Regions from separate parts of the Homo sapiens genome. Here region 1 is linked to region 2. Evidence: read pairs that join two places in POLR2A ChIA-PET (ENCODE). Cell type or tissue: PC-3. All regions are shown on one strand. Each heading gives the region's core, and the rest is flanking DNA. Links, peaks and the distances in the headings are about the cores only.

Region 1 (7,057 bases), core at 1,297-6,296, 150 kb after region 2:
ACTTCAGTGCTCTGTTCAAGTTCTTGCTCTTCCTAGAAGCTTTCCTAGACCACTCTATGTGTAAATTGTTGTATCCTGGAGGGATGTGGCTACTGCCTGAGACTCAGAGCGGAAGCTGAGCTGCCACGGGCTGGGGGAAAAGAAGTGTCTTGTTCATTATCTGTGCTCTAGCAGACTGGGTAATTTCTAAAGAAAAGAAATTTCCTTCTTACATTTGGAAGCTAGGAAATCCAAAGTCCAGGGGGCCACATCTGGTGAGGGCCTTCTTAGCATGTCATAACTTTGCAGAAGACATCACATGGTGAGAGGGCAAGAGTGCGTCAGACCAGGTCTCTCTTCTTCTTATAAAGCCACCAGACCCACTACTGGGGCCCCACCCTGATGGTTTTGTCTCACCATAATCACTTTCCAAAGGCCCCACCTCCAAATGCCATCAATATATGAATTGGATATTATGTTTCCAACACATGACATTTGGGGTACACATCCAAACAATAGCAAGAAGGTTACTCCAGCCTCTCTCTCTTCCTACCTTTCAGTGTCCTGCTGTGCTCACCATTAGCCAAACCTATCCAGAAGCCAGTGGGCAAGGGAGCCCAGGTGATGCAGTCCTTAGGAGTCAGCCTCCTGGGACACAGAAAGGCAGAGAATGGTCTGGAACTAAGGATGGGGCTGGAGGAGGCAAACAGAGAATAAAGTCTTACAGTAGCTGTTTACCCATCCTACTGTAACTGGAGTACATATCCCCTGGGATCACTGGTCCCAGTCATTGCATGCAGCTAGCCTCCCTGGCCACCTCCTGCCAAAGGCCAGCTGTGCTTCCCAGCCATTGTGACAACCAGAAAACACCCTTCCTCATTTCCATACACCCCTGTTTAAAAACCACTGCATCATACAATGAGGCTTTTTCATACATTGTCCCTTCATCACTGTTTGTAAAATGCAAAGCAATTTAATAATCTGAGTGTTCACCGAAAGTTCTGTCCTGACTAAATGAATGAGGAAGCAGAAATAGCCATATTATGACCTCAAGGTGCTATTTTTTATTCCCCATCAGAATACTGGAAGGGGAGCCAGGGAAGCCCCACAGTCTGCTGTCCTCTGTGGGCCCTTCCTTGTGTGTGAGTCCATCTGGGATTTCAGGCCAAATACTGTTTAGAAGCCTTGAGCACTGGCCGTGACATAGGACTAAAGTGAGAATGAACCGAAACCATTTTGTCCGGAGAAGGAGTGAATAGGCAGAGAAAACACTACAAAAAGTGTGACCCCTAGCCTCATGTTCAGACTGGTGGTTACATTGTGGACTTCATTGTTTTGATCCATTCTAGGTTCAGGTAACAATAATACTGATTGTTTTCTCTAACTCTTGCACAAGACTTTACAGTTTGCAAGGTGCTTTCATACACATTTGACAAGTGAAGAAACTGAAACTCAGGTTAAATAAAGTGCTTGAGATTCTACAGCTTGAAGGAGGCAGAACTGAGACTGGAAGTCAGGCTATCAGATTCCGACTGCTGACTGTGTTGATAAAGAGCTTTCCGGCCTTCATAAATTGGTCGTGTAGGCCAAGATTCATTAGCTAAGCTCTCAGCACTGCTACATCACCATCCCATGTCAGTGGTAGTCGATGGCATTTTAATGGAAGCCAAATAACTCTTTCTGTTGGCATTCTCAGGCAGCTGGAGTTTTTGTTTTATGATAACTAAATACCATCATCTTTCATATCTGACAATCTTTAGGACCCAATTAATGACTGCAGTGTATGCTTGGGTCATCATTAGCTCCGTAGCAAGGAGACCTTCAGGCACCTGTCTGCCATTTGCAGGGCTGGATGTGGGCACTCAGCCTGGCACCCTTTCTTGGAGCCAGAGCTGTCCTTAGATCACAGGGCTATTGACATGATTGAGTTCCTTGCCTGAGCCAAAGCTCTGGAAGTTTATGGCTTTTTCTCATGAATGTGATCTTATAAAAGAATAGTGGTAGACTCCACTGGAATCTTTCCACGAGGGAGGCACCCTGCCATCAGTCTAGGGGGTTCTTATAGCCTGTCCCGGCCTGGTTCATCCTCCACGTGGCCACCAGAAATCTTCCTCACATACTAATGTGACCCCCCACCCTCTGGATAAAGGCCAAGGTCTTTAGCCTGGCACCTCCAGGAAGTGACCACCTGGGCCTGCCCCAGTGTCTCTACCTCACCCGCAGCCACTGTTTTCACATAGCCATTTCACTCTAGTTATAAAACTGTCCCCAGCTGGCCTTGCTTCTGAACCCTTGCACATGCATTATCTTCTGCCTAGAATGCCCCTCAGACATAGGTCTCATGTCACTTCTCAGAAACCTTTCCTGAGCCTGACAGTCAGTCTGGCAGCTGCCCTCCATACCTGTGGTGCTCCCTGGGGCTGTGGCGTATGCCGATAAGAATTATTGTGGTCGACACTTGGAAAGTGCTCAGTATGTGGCAGGCCTTGATGTAAGCACCTTACCTGCATTCACTCATTGAATGCACACAAAAAAGAATGTTTAACAGTAGGGTCTATGGAGGCAGACTGCCTGAGTTCAAATTCTGGCTCCACCAATTAAAGGTTTCGAAATCCTGGGCAAATTGCTTAGCCTTTATGTGTCAGTTTCCTCATTTACAAAACTGGGAGTAATAACAGTACCTTCTTTACAGAGCTGTTATAAGGATTAAATAATCAAAGTACTTAGAAAGTATCCGGCAAGTAGTAAATACTCAGTAAATGTTAACTAATGTATGCGATGATGATGCTGATGTGTAATTTTATCATCACCAGTTTGTGTAGTATATATCTGTTTGTATATCCATTTTCTTTACTAGACTATGAGCATCTCAAAGTCAAGGACCATATTTGTTTTATTTCTCAATCTCTATGTATTCAACCTACGGTAGTCCATATTCTTTCTCTTCCTTTTATTGCCATTACTATTATATATACATTTTATAGATGAATGACTAGAGGCTCATAGAGGTGAATGTAGCCAGTAGGAGACAGAATTAAGGTCTAGGTCTGTGAGATCCCCGAGCTCTGCTCTTGTATCTTTGCCAGCTGTCCTCCCAACCACTGACTACTTGTCAAGGATGAGGCTTATCCCCATCTTTTAATCCATCAAGTCCCTGCATACAACAAGGGGCTGTTTAATATTCCTGGCTGATTAACACTAGGGCCTTCTCCTTATGGCACACCTTCAACCCAGGGCAGAGAGGTATGGATTTGGGTAGCAGCCCCTGCCTGGTTTGCTCTGAGATGCTAGTCTAATGCAGAAAGGAGCTTTCATCTTTGAATACATGGTGAGCCCATGTGTCTGGTTTTATTCTGAGTGTCAGGGCTACAGCCATTCTCATCAGTTTCTGAACTGCAAGTTCAGCTACAGGCACCCTCCTGCGACTAGAGCTCCTAGGAGCCAGCAGGTTGTCCAGAGTGGGATTCAGTGTAATAAAATAGTATCACACTTCTGTTAGATATGTTCTGCTCTTTTTCTCTCAAGGTTTTTTGCTTTGGAACCCCTGTTGTAAACGCTGAAGAGTGATCACCATGGTGATGATTCAGGGCTTTGCGATTTATTCATTCAACATGACTTTATTGTAATTGTGGAATTAATAGTTACCATTTTTCAGAATTCCTATATTCCAAGCATGGTGCTAAGTACTCACATACATTATCTCTTTTAATTCTCATAACAATCCTATAAGGTGGGCGTTATTTCCATTTAGTGATAAGAAAACTAAAGCTCCAGAGAAAGTAAGTGACTTGATGACAGTCACACAGCTTCTAAGTGGCAGAGCCAAAACTTGAACTCAGGGCTCTCTGACACCAAAGCCGAGTCTCTTTCTCTTACATACGGCTCTGCCCAGCATTGTAAAGGAGCCTCACTATGATCTTGGTTCAGGGAGGTGCAGCCAGGAGGTTTCGGTGTTCAGGATTTCTGTGCATCTAAAATGAAAACTGCCTAACGTGTTGGAGGACACTAGTAACTGCAAATATATTTAAGAACTTGTAGGAAGCAAAGAAACTTCCTGGAAAACCAGGCTTGCAAAACTCAGGTAAGCAAGTGACCTTTACTGGCAGTGGTGTGCACAAATAGCAGTAAAATGACTCACATTTGGGCTTGATTCACAGATATACTTGGTAGCTATATCTGTAAGAAGAGGGTATAAATTGGAATTTCCATCACAGCTTTGCAAGTGTACCAATGTGTACTCCCAGGTAGCGTGAGAGAAGCAACTGCTTGTGCAGGCAAAAAGCCCAACTACCTGAGTTGTTGTTCTTTCCCCGACATTCTGTAAATATTTACTGAGGGCCTACCATGCATCAGGCACAGCTCTGTGCGGACGCTGGGGATATGGAAAGAAATGACACATGGGTCTTTCCCTCAGGGCTTAGTAGGAGTTGATGGTACCCATGGCTCTTCATCCTCCAGAAAGTGGTGAAGTAGGAAAGTGTGCCCTTTCACACACACACTGACCAAGGACCGAAGAGAAGTGAGTTGTTGCAGGTCACCCAGCCAGTAAATAGAAACTATAAGAGAGTTCTCTCTTAGGCCATGTTTATCTTGTTCACTGTTTTATTCCCAATACCTAGTGTACAATACTTGGCACAGAATAGGCATTCAATAAATGCTGAATGGGTGAACTGATTCTGAGATTCCCTCCAAAGACGAGGGTGCATATTTGTCGGGGGATAAAAGAAGTCTCCTCTGTAGCCTCTCACCTCTGTCTTCCCTCCTGGCCATAGGAGCAAAAAAAAAAAAAAAAAAGGAGTCCATTCAGACCAGAGGAAACATTTGCTCTTTGGGAAGTTAATGTTTCTTTCTGGGGTTTGTGAGTGAGGTTTCCATTGCTGAGCTCCCAAATACAGAGCTTTTCCTTTGGGAACCCAGGAAACATCAAGGTCCCCTTTCTTAACATTCTCAAGCTAGAAAGGGTGAGGGAAGGGAAATAAAGGGCCTAGCTCAAGCCTCTGCAACTCTGGCTCCAGGCAAATAAGTGAAGGCCTGCATAGACCCATGGTCTAGCAGGCCCAGAGTGGTCTACTATGATTTTTTGCACACAAATTGCCCCACATGAACCTCACTTGCTTGCACTGACAGCTCAGGCCATTCACATGGCTATTCATTCAATAAACTTAATTGAGCATCTGCTCAGTTCTAGGCTCTGTGTTCACCCAGCACAGAGAAGAGAAGATAGGGACTTTCACACCTCCCAGAGGAGGCAACATGTGGACATCAGTATGCATGCTCTTGGGGAGGAAATGAAAATGAGAGGTCTGGGTTGCCTGCTGTCAGCATTCAAGAGGAAAAGGACAGATCAAGGAAGTCTTTCTGGACGGGGAGGCAGTTGAGCTGAGAGCTCAAAAGATAGAAAGGATTTGGCCCAGAACATTCCTTGTCCCCATAGAAAACATTCCTTGTCCCCATAGGAGAATTTCCTTTTAGAAGTTAGTTTTTAGACCTGGACCAGTGATCTTACTTAAAATTTCATCATTGCAGGACTTTTGACAGTTCTCCTGAACATTTATCAAGCCAGAGCCTGGTGTCCCCATTAGTCACAAAGCAAATGTCTGTAGGCTTGCCTGCCTCAGACATCAGATGCTACTGTCTTCACTGAGGACCTTTTTCCTGCATTTAGCCATGGACAGACATTCCAGGAGGTGTTTAAGTTTTATGCAAAGGCACCATGGTTTGGTAGACTGAATTTGGCTTTTGTGTTTATGAGAACTGACTAGTTTTGTAAGCCTCAGCGTCCTCATCTGTAAAATGGGAATACAAATACTGCCCCCGAAGGGTTGTTGTGAGCATTAGAAACGTTAAGGGTTTGAAAGCACACATTACAGATGCTCCAATACATAGCAGAAACTATATCAATTAAGTAAAATGCCATGAGGTTGACTCCTAGGACCAGAGCAGGAGCAAGGACTGGGTCACACTTCTCTGCTGGCCTCTTGATAACCATTGGACAGTAGTGGTTCAGCCACTGCCTCCCACTGCTCTGGTGAACTACTGCCAGCAGCCTGAAAGGCCAAGGCTGGGAAGAACATTCAGTCAGCCCAAGAGGCTGCTTCTGCTGCTGGCTTCTGTCCCAGGCTCTGTCTGTCTCCACCGAAGTGCCACCTGAGGACAGCTGGACAAAACAAATGACCCTGCACATTCTCACCTTCTTTCTCGTCCAATACTCCCTGTTCTCTGAGTGGGACACCACTCTGCCTGGACAAGTTGTATTCGCCTGCCAGGTTCTCTCCCTTCCCAGCAAGGAACATCCTTGCTAGTTCCCTTCTGGTCCAGCACTACAGAACTGCATATCTTCAGGGAGTACCATTCACATTCTGTCACCTTCCTGGGGACCCTCCTTGTGGGAGTTGAGGTTTTGGCCATTCAGATGGTCTCAGTACATCTCCTGGCCTCGGAGGAAAAATGTGGCTGGAGTGGAGGATGCATGATGGAGCTGATGGGAGAAGAGGCTGGAAGACATGGATCGGATTCCGGAGGGTTTTGTATTAATAAGCCAGGTGTGGGCTTTATGCCGAAAGTAGCAGCTTGTAATAAGGAAGTGATCCACTTAGAGGGGTTCCTGTTTCTTTCTCCCTTCCACCCCTAACTCCCCTTTCCCGAATTCCCCACCAGATTGGCTTTGTACCTCTTTGGCATAAAAGGTTGATTTACTCAAAAAGCAGAGTGATGCATCTTACACTAAAAAAATCCATAACACTAATGGTGCTTCATACTTGACTGTGCTTGATGATTTCCAAAAAGCCTTCTCCCTATCCAAGGAAGAGCACAGCTTTTGGAATATTGCTGTTCTTTCTGATTCTTAGTCTCCTCTATAAAATACAGAATTCTCATGAGGAACAAAGGAAGCAGAATACTTCAGAAATATTTATTTCCTACCAATTGCCTCATTTGATCTCACAGTAGCCCTGTGATCCCCCAAATAAACTATTTCCCCTATTTTACAGATGAGAAAACTGAGGCTTAAAGAGGTTAAATGACTTGTCCATGCCCATGTGGTTAATAAGTGGTAGAATCTAGGTTAGAATCTAATTTC
Region 2 (7,057 bases), core at 1,191-6,190:
CTGATGCTGCATGCAGCTGCCATCAATAATAACTTTTATGGGGTCCATTAAAGACAATTTCTGCCCCTGAAGGTTAATGTCAGCAGCTTTTATGTCACTGCTTAATATCTAAAATAAATACAGAATTGACTGGGTAATGTAAACACAAATCTTCCTACTCGGGGCCTTCAGGCAGAGCCAGCCCTCAGGCCTCTCCTCCCCTGCCGTGAGAGGCCAACAGGCTGGGGGTCGGGAGGCAGTGAGAAGCTGGCCTGTCAGGAACAGTCGGCATGCAATAGATGTTTTTTAGAAAGCAGAGGTTGCAATTCAAGCTTCGCTCCCAAGCACTGGGTCAAGCTGACACAGTGTCTTTTGTGGGTTCATTCTGTAATTTGTCCCACAGCTATGCTGAGCTCCTTCAGTGTGCAGCATGATTCTAGGATGTGGACTCTAGATGACCGGTGAGGGAGGCAGGGCTGTGACCACCTTGCAGCTCTTTAATAGAGGTGCAGCAGGCAGTGTTGCAGAGTGGAAAAAGAATGCTAGTTTCAGAGTCCAATGTGGAGACCTGGCCTCAAGTCCTGGTTGCCCCAGTCTAAGCTCTGAGATCTTGGGCAAGGCATTTCACCTCTTGGAGCCACAGTTTTGTCATTTTAAAAAGAGCACATCAGTGGTTAGCAGGAACTAAGAAGAGGCTGTTGGGGAGTTATTGTTTAATGGGTACAGATTTTCAGTTTGGGATAATGAAAAAGTTCAGAGATAAGAGTAATGGATGCACAACCATGTGACTACACTAATGCCACTGAGCTCTATTCCTCAAAATGATTAAAAAGATTAACTGTTATGTATTTTTCACATGATAAAAAATTACAAAAACAGCATGCCATCTTCCTTCCTTGAAGTGTTGCCGTGAGCCTGTACTACAGCATTTGTGAAGCGTCAGGTCTGTGTTGGGCCTTAATTCACGGGAGCTATTAATATTAATTTTTTAAGAAGCTGGATGATGACAATAAAGGAGCAGTTCATTTTGCCCTGAGGGTGCAGAGGCTCATTCCTTCATTCCACTCATGTTATGCATGGGGCTTGAAAGCCTAGTAGGATTTCACTGAGTGTGAGGGATCTGAGAGAGGCATTCCCAATAGAGACAATTGCATGACCCAAGGCTTGGAGGCACGCAGAAGCATGATGGGTCTGGGGAACAGTAAGAATGTACATGATTTAATCCCAGAGGCAAATTAAGAAACCTACTTTGAAAGGAAACAATGAAACAGAATCACAGTTACCCCTGCCCCAAATTGTCAAGCAGCCTGGTGTCAAAAGGGAAATTATTGGTTAACCTAATTAGGCAGCCAAATTGCTCATTCAGAGTCAGTAGATTAGGTGAGCATCTCCAAAGCACAGTGAGAAAGGAACTCATTACCAATTAACTCCATTTATCCTCTGCTCTCCTTGGCCCCATACCCAAGAGACTTGGTTTTAAAAATCTATAAGAATATCTATCATTAAGTCCCAAAGTGGTCAAAATACTGCAGCAACCCAACTCATTGTACAATGGGACACCATCTTCTAGAATGGGAAGTTAGGTCCCATCCACTAGGGTAGGGATTGGGCCCCACATTTGATTACTCTGCTGCTTGCCCCCAGGCTCCCAAGAGGACTGAGGAGAGCCTGGTAGAGCCAGAGCCTCTGAGCCTCTCGGAATCTGTGAGCTAGAAAGAACCTTGGAGACAACAAGCCCACCAACTCTTAACCTTCCCTCATTTTCTAGCCAAGGACACAGAGATTTGGAGCAGTTAGGTTATCTCATTGAAGGGTGCATAGCTAGTAAATGTCAGAGCCAGGGTGTGAATCCAGATCCATCCTACTACAGTGTCCATTATCCTTTTTTTTGTTTTTTTTTTTTTGAGATGGAGTCTCACTCTGTCGTCCAGGCTGGAGTGCAGTGGCACGATCTCAGCTCACTGCAACTCCGCCTCCAGGGTTCATGCCATTCTCCTGCCTCAGCCTCCCCAGTAGCTGGGACTACAGGCGCCCACCACCACACCTGGCTAATTTTTTTTGTATTTTTAGTAGAGACAGGGTTTCACTGTGTTAGCCAGGATGGTCTCGATCTCCTGACCTTATGATCTGCCCGTCTCAGCCTCCCAAAGTGCTGGGATTACAGGCGTGAGCCACCGCACCTGGCCCATTATCCTTCTTGACCACCGTGTTCTACAGTCTTTTTTGTTTTATAGAGACACGTTCATGTTAGCTCAACCCAAAAAATATAGATGCTAGAGATGCTTCTAGCTATATCCAGAATATAAACTTCTTTGTCAATATTAGAAACTTCCAGAAAAGAAATTGAACCCATAACCTATTAGAAATGATCAGGACCCAGAGATCATACTGGGCCACTCTCAAATTATGACATGCTAGAAAAATGACATTTGAAGTACATGTTTTAGAGGATTAAGAGAAATATCCCATCAGAAGGTATCTGAGAAAGCTTTATGGAAGAAGTGCTGGCCCCTAGGTTTTGAGGGCTGGAAAGGACTGTAACAGGCAAAGAGGGGTAAGAGGGGACATTCTATGTGGGCAAAGCTTGGGGGTAAACCAAGAGAAGGTTTGTCATATGAGGCTAGGACATAAGCGCGTGCAACTGGGAATAGGGTGGCAGAGTGTACTAGGAGGTAAGGTTTGCAAGTTAGCTGGATTGTCTGTCATTCCACAACTATTTGTTGAGCACCTACTATGTACCAGGCACTGTTTTAAATACTGGGGTTCCAGCAATGACCAAAGCAGACAAAACTGCCCCCTCTCATGGAGATACATTCTAGTGGGAAAATTGATGATGAACAAGGTAAAAAATAAATAACATAGGATGTTTCTCTATAATAGTTGTTATGGAAAGGGGGACAGTAAGTCCCCAGGGTGAGTCTGGGCAGTGTCATGGGGAGGTGCAGTTGTAAAGATGGTAGCCAGAGAAGGCTTCACAGAGAAGGTGACATTTGAACATAGCCTTGCGGTAGGTGAGGGAGCAGGCTGTGAGGATGTCTGGAAGTAAAACAATCTTGGGAGAGGGAAGGGCAGGTGCTAGGGCCTTAAGGCAGGAGTGTGTGTGTGGCTAGTTTGAAAAGCAGCAAGGAGGCCAGAGTGGCTAGATGGTAGAGGAGGCCAAAGAGGGGAGGGAGTAGGGGTGTGTGCAGGCCAGTGCAGGGGAGCCACGGAGGGTTCTGAGTGGAGAAGTGATGAGGTCTGACTAATACTTGAACAGGATGATTCTGGAAGCTGTGTTGAGAGTAGACTAACAGGCAAAGGCTGAAGTAGGCAGCTATTGCAGTCATCCAGGAGAGAGACAACAGGTGCTCAGGTCAGAGTGAGCCATAGGTGAGGAATGGGCAAGGGTTGTAGTTCACTGAGGTGTGGCAGTGAGGGTAGTACCTGTACCTGTGGATGGGGATAGAACTTTCTCTTCCCTGCTCCTCCCCACCATCTTGTTAGCATTGAGGATGACTTCAAGACTCTTAAATTCTGTGACCAAAATGGCTTGCCAGTACTGTAAGGACGGGGGGCTTGCCCCTGATCCTTCTCCCAGCCTCACAGCTACCTTGGCCCAGTTCCGGGTCCTTTAGCCATGGCCTGTCCCATGCCATACCCTGTGCTTTCTTGTTCTTAGTCCACAGCTTTGGTGATGAGCCATATCCCTTGCCCACTCCTCCCACCACGCTCCATCCTGCTGCAGATCATCTTGGTTTCTGACCTTGGTGCCTGACTCCCTCACCCAGCCTTGCCTTATCTTCCACATGAGACTCTTGGAACCATCATTTTTTGATACAATCTCAGCTTCCCTTTAAGCCATAATTTTAGCCTTTCCTTCTGCTTGGTTGCCTCAAGCTGCCTTAGTGAAGTTTGACCTGGGGCCTCCTCCGCATAGCACGAAATTGGCTGGAATTGCCTGTGATCTGGGAGCCAACACTGACGGCTACTAGCTTTGTTGTTCTTAGGAGTCCCTTTAAGAAGTCCTGGCCCAGATTAAATGCACCCCATAACCGCTTCCTGCTGGCAAGCTCTGTGACTCTCCCTGGTGGCAGCACATACTAACACAACAGCACCTTGCTTCTGAAAGGGAAAGGGAGGAAAAGGAAGGCTCAGAGCCATGGTAAATTAAGACAGATTGCATTCCCGAAACTGGGTTGAGACCTGCTGAGTGTGCAGAGAGGTACAGCAAATGAGAGTTTTGTTTTTAATTTGAGACAACACGATTTTCAATTCCAGTGGAGGCAACAACATGCATGATGACAAACTTCCTACCGAAAGATGTTTCAGAAGCATTTTTCCCTGTCAGTAAGCTCAGCTTTGTCCAAGAAGAGTGGTTTCTGAGGCTGCTTGAACTTCATCTGACCCAGGATGACTTCAAGGAAGAAAGAGTATAACCAACATTGGGAAAGGAGCTTCCTGCCTATGGGAGCCTAGTTCCAGTGCCAGATGTGTGGAGTCCAGGGATGAATCTGGTTTCAATTTTAGGCTGTGTCACTAGTCCTAGTGTGACTTTGACCTAGTCACTTCTCTCTGAGCATTATCATAGTTTCCCCATCAGCCGAAAAAGGTCAGTGGAATCTCAGACAGTGAGATAACTTGGAAGGAGGATAGGCTTTGGAGTCAAACTTGGAATCCCAACTCAGCTACTTAGGAATTGAGTGACTTTGTGCGAATTACTAGATCTCACTGAGATGAAGAAACGGAGAAACTCAGTTTCTTCATCTGCAACCTGGGAATGAATAACTGTCTACCTCCTAAAGTTGTAATAAGGATGGAAGGTGATCATGCATGTGAAAGAGCAGGACAGTGTTTTCAAAACTATGGGTCAACCAATCATGAAATAAATTTTATAGCTCAGCAACATCATTTAAAATAATAATAAATAGTCTGGGCACAGTGGCTCACGCCCATAATCCCAGCACTTTGGGAGGCCGAGACAGGCAGATCACTTGAGGTCAGGAGTTCAAGACCAGCCTGGCCAACATGGTGAAACCCCTACTCTACTAAAAATACAAAAATTAGCTGGGTGTGGTGGTGTGTGCCTGTAGTCCCAGCTACTCAGGAAGCTGAGGTGGGAGGATCACTTGAATCTGGAAGGCAGAAGTTGCTGTGAGCCAAGATCATGCCACCGCACACCAGCCTAGACAACAGAGTGAGACTGCATCTCAAAATAAATAAATTAGTAATAATAATAATATAATAGATAGAATAGAGAGAAGCAGAATAAAGTGTATGGCACATAGAAGATAAGTATTATTTTGTAAACTTTTTATTCCAGTTACAGGTTTTTTTTTTTTTTGAGATGGAGTTTCACTCTTGTTTTCCAGGCTGGAGTGCAGTGGCGCGATCTTGGCTCACTGCAACCTCTGCATCCTGGGTTCAAGCAATTCTCCTGCCTCAGCCTCCCAAGTACCTGGGATTACAGGTTCTGCCACCACGCCTGGCTAATTGTTTGTTTAGTAGAGATGAGCTTTCACCAGATTGGCCAGGCTGGTCTTGAACTCCTGACCTCAGATGATCCACCCACCTCAGCCTCCCAAAGTGCTGGTGTTAGAGGCATGAGTCACTGCACCCAGCCAGTCAGTTACACTTTACACACAATACATGCAGTCAACTGTCATGTAAAATATATTTATTATTATAGGTTTTAGTAAAAACAAGCTTAAAAGATGGTAACTGGGGGCCAAGCACCATGACTCATGCCTGTAATCTCAGCACTTTGGGAGGCCAAGGCGGGAGGATCGCTTGAACTAAAAATAACAACAACAAAAAATAGCCAAGGATGATGGTGTGCTTCTGAAATCCCAGATACTCAGAAGACTGAGGTAGGGGCCTGGGTGATCGAGGCTGCAGTGAGCTATGATTACACCACTGAACTCTAGCCTGGGCAGCAGAACAAGACCCTGTCTCAAAAAAAAAAAAAAGATGGTACCTGGAATATGCCTGGACCTTGTGAATGTTAATTCCCTTCCTTCAAGGACCCCTTAGCTCAAAAACTCCATGATTCATGATGTAAAAGTCTTGGTCAAAAACTGTTGGCCTAGTATTTCTAGGATCCCCTTTCTGAGAATGACTAAGTATCTGGGCAGGGGCTCATGATTCAGCTGAAAGAAGATTGACTCCGGGATCAGAGGCTTAATCAAGGTCACACAGCTTGTACAGTGATAAAGCTGGAATCCCTAATTTGTAGAACCTGTACATCTCTCCTCTCTCCTCTCCCAGTTCCCTCCTATGTAAATGGTCATTGGGATGATTAATAAGCCGTAGAGTAACTATGGGCTGTGGGGACAGCAGGAAAAGCATCCCCGAACAGGGAGAGCTGACTTAGGAAGATACAGGGGCTAGATGAGGCATAAGCTGGGTTCACGCACCCACCTGGATCTCTCCACTGAGCACAAAGGCAACTGGAGAGGAACCCAGAGCAGATAGCAATGGGCACAACATGAAACTAGCATGTCAAGAGAAATCTGGCTTCTTCCAACCCATAGATCCTTACCACAAATTTAATTTCACACTAATCAACCCAGGCAGATGGACAGAGCACTGTATAGTAATTGGTTGCTTTCCTTTGACTTCAGTCTGGAAGGGAGCATAGGAAGCAAAGGATGAAGAGGGACTCCAGGAGTTTATATGGGTTTGATACATGAAGCCCAGGAGGCAGCAATTACCCATACCCCACAAAATATCTCTTTCAGGAAGAGCCCTTAGGGATGACCAGACCTTCCCAAAACTCTCCCCAAAGTGACAAGCCTGGCTTCCTCTGATGGTGGGAAGCAGCAGCAATCAGGAAAAGGGGCATTGGACTGCAGACAGAGAACATGGGTCTGACTTCTGGCTGGTGGAGACTATTTAGGAAACAGCAAAGATCTATTATGGCTAAAGCCTGTGAGATTAAGAAAAGATGAGGCCAGAGAGGAGAGCTGGGTTGCATCATAGCAGGAGATGGTTCTGAATTGCTGGCTCAAGGGTTCAGCCTTTGTCCTGAAGGTGATAGGAACCACAGGGAAATTTTAAGCAGGGAGAAGTTAAAGGTGACAAATGCCTTCTCTGATTCAGG

Evidence for each region. Peaks named below come from ENCODE experiments on the same cell type or tissue, not always from the same donor. Only the 100,000 strongest peaks of a DNase experiment are listed, where the experiment ranks them.
Region 1: POLR2A ChIA-PET joins it to region 2 with 5 read pairs; 2 of 35 experiments call an interaction of 5 or more read pairs at or near these places.

Annotation. Positions count from the first base shown.
Region 1 is chr11:78,904,961-78,912,017 of GRCh38, reverse strand. All of the region lies in intron 6 of TENM4 (teneurin transmembrane protein 4), which reads left to right. Among named protein-coding and RNA genes, the nearest start is that of TENM4-AS1, 180 kb to the left of the region's middle. In PC-3, for the core only: no CTCF peak of the experiment used is centred there; a DNase peak (open chromatin) is centred at 4,207; H3K4me3 peaks cover 1,194 bases; H3K27ac peaks cover 4,259 bases.
Region 2 is chr11:79,053,370-79,060,426 of GRCh38, reverse strand. The region is part of intron 6 of TENM4 (teneurin transmembrane protein 4); the gene reads left to right. Among named protein-coding and RNA genes, the nearest start is that of TENM4-AS1, 36 kb to the left of the region's middle. RefSeq lists enhancers at 1-245, 246-746. In PC-3, for the core only: a CTCF peak has its summit at 4,066; a DNase peak (open chromatin) is centred at 5,536.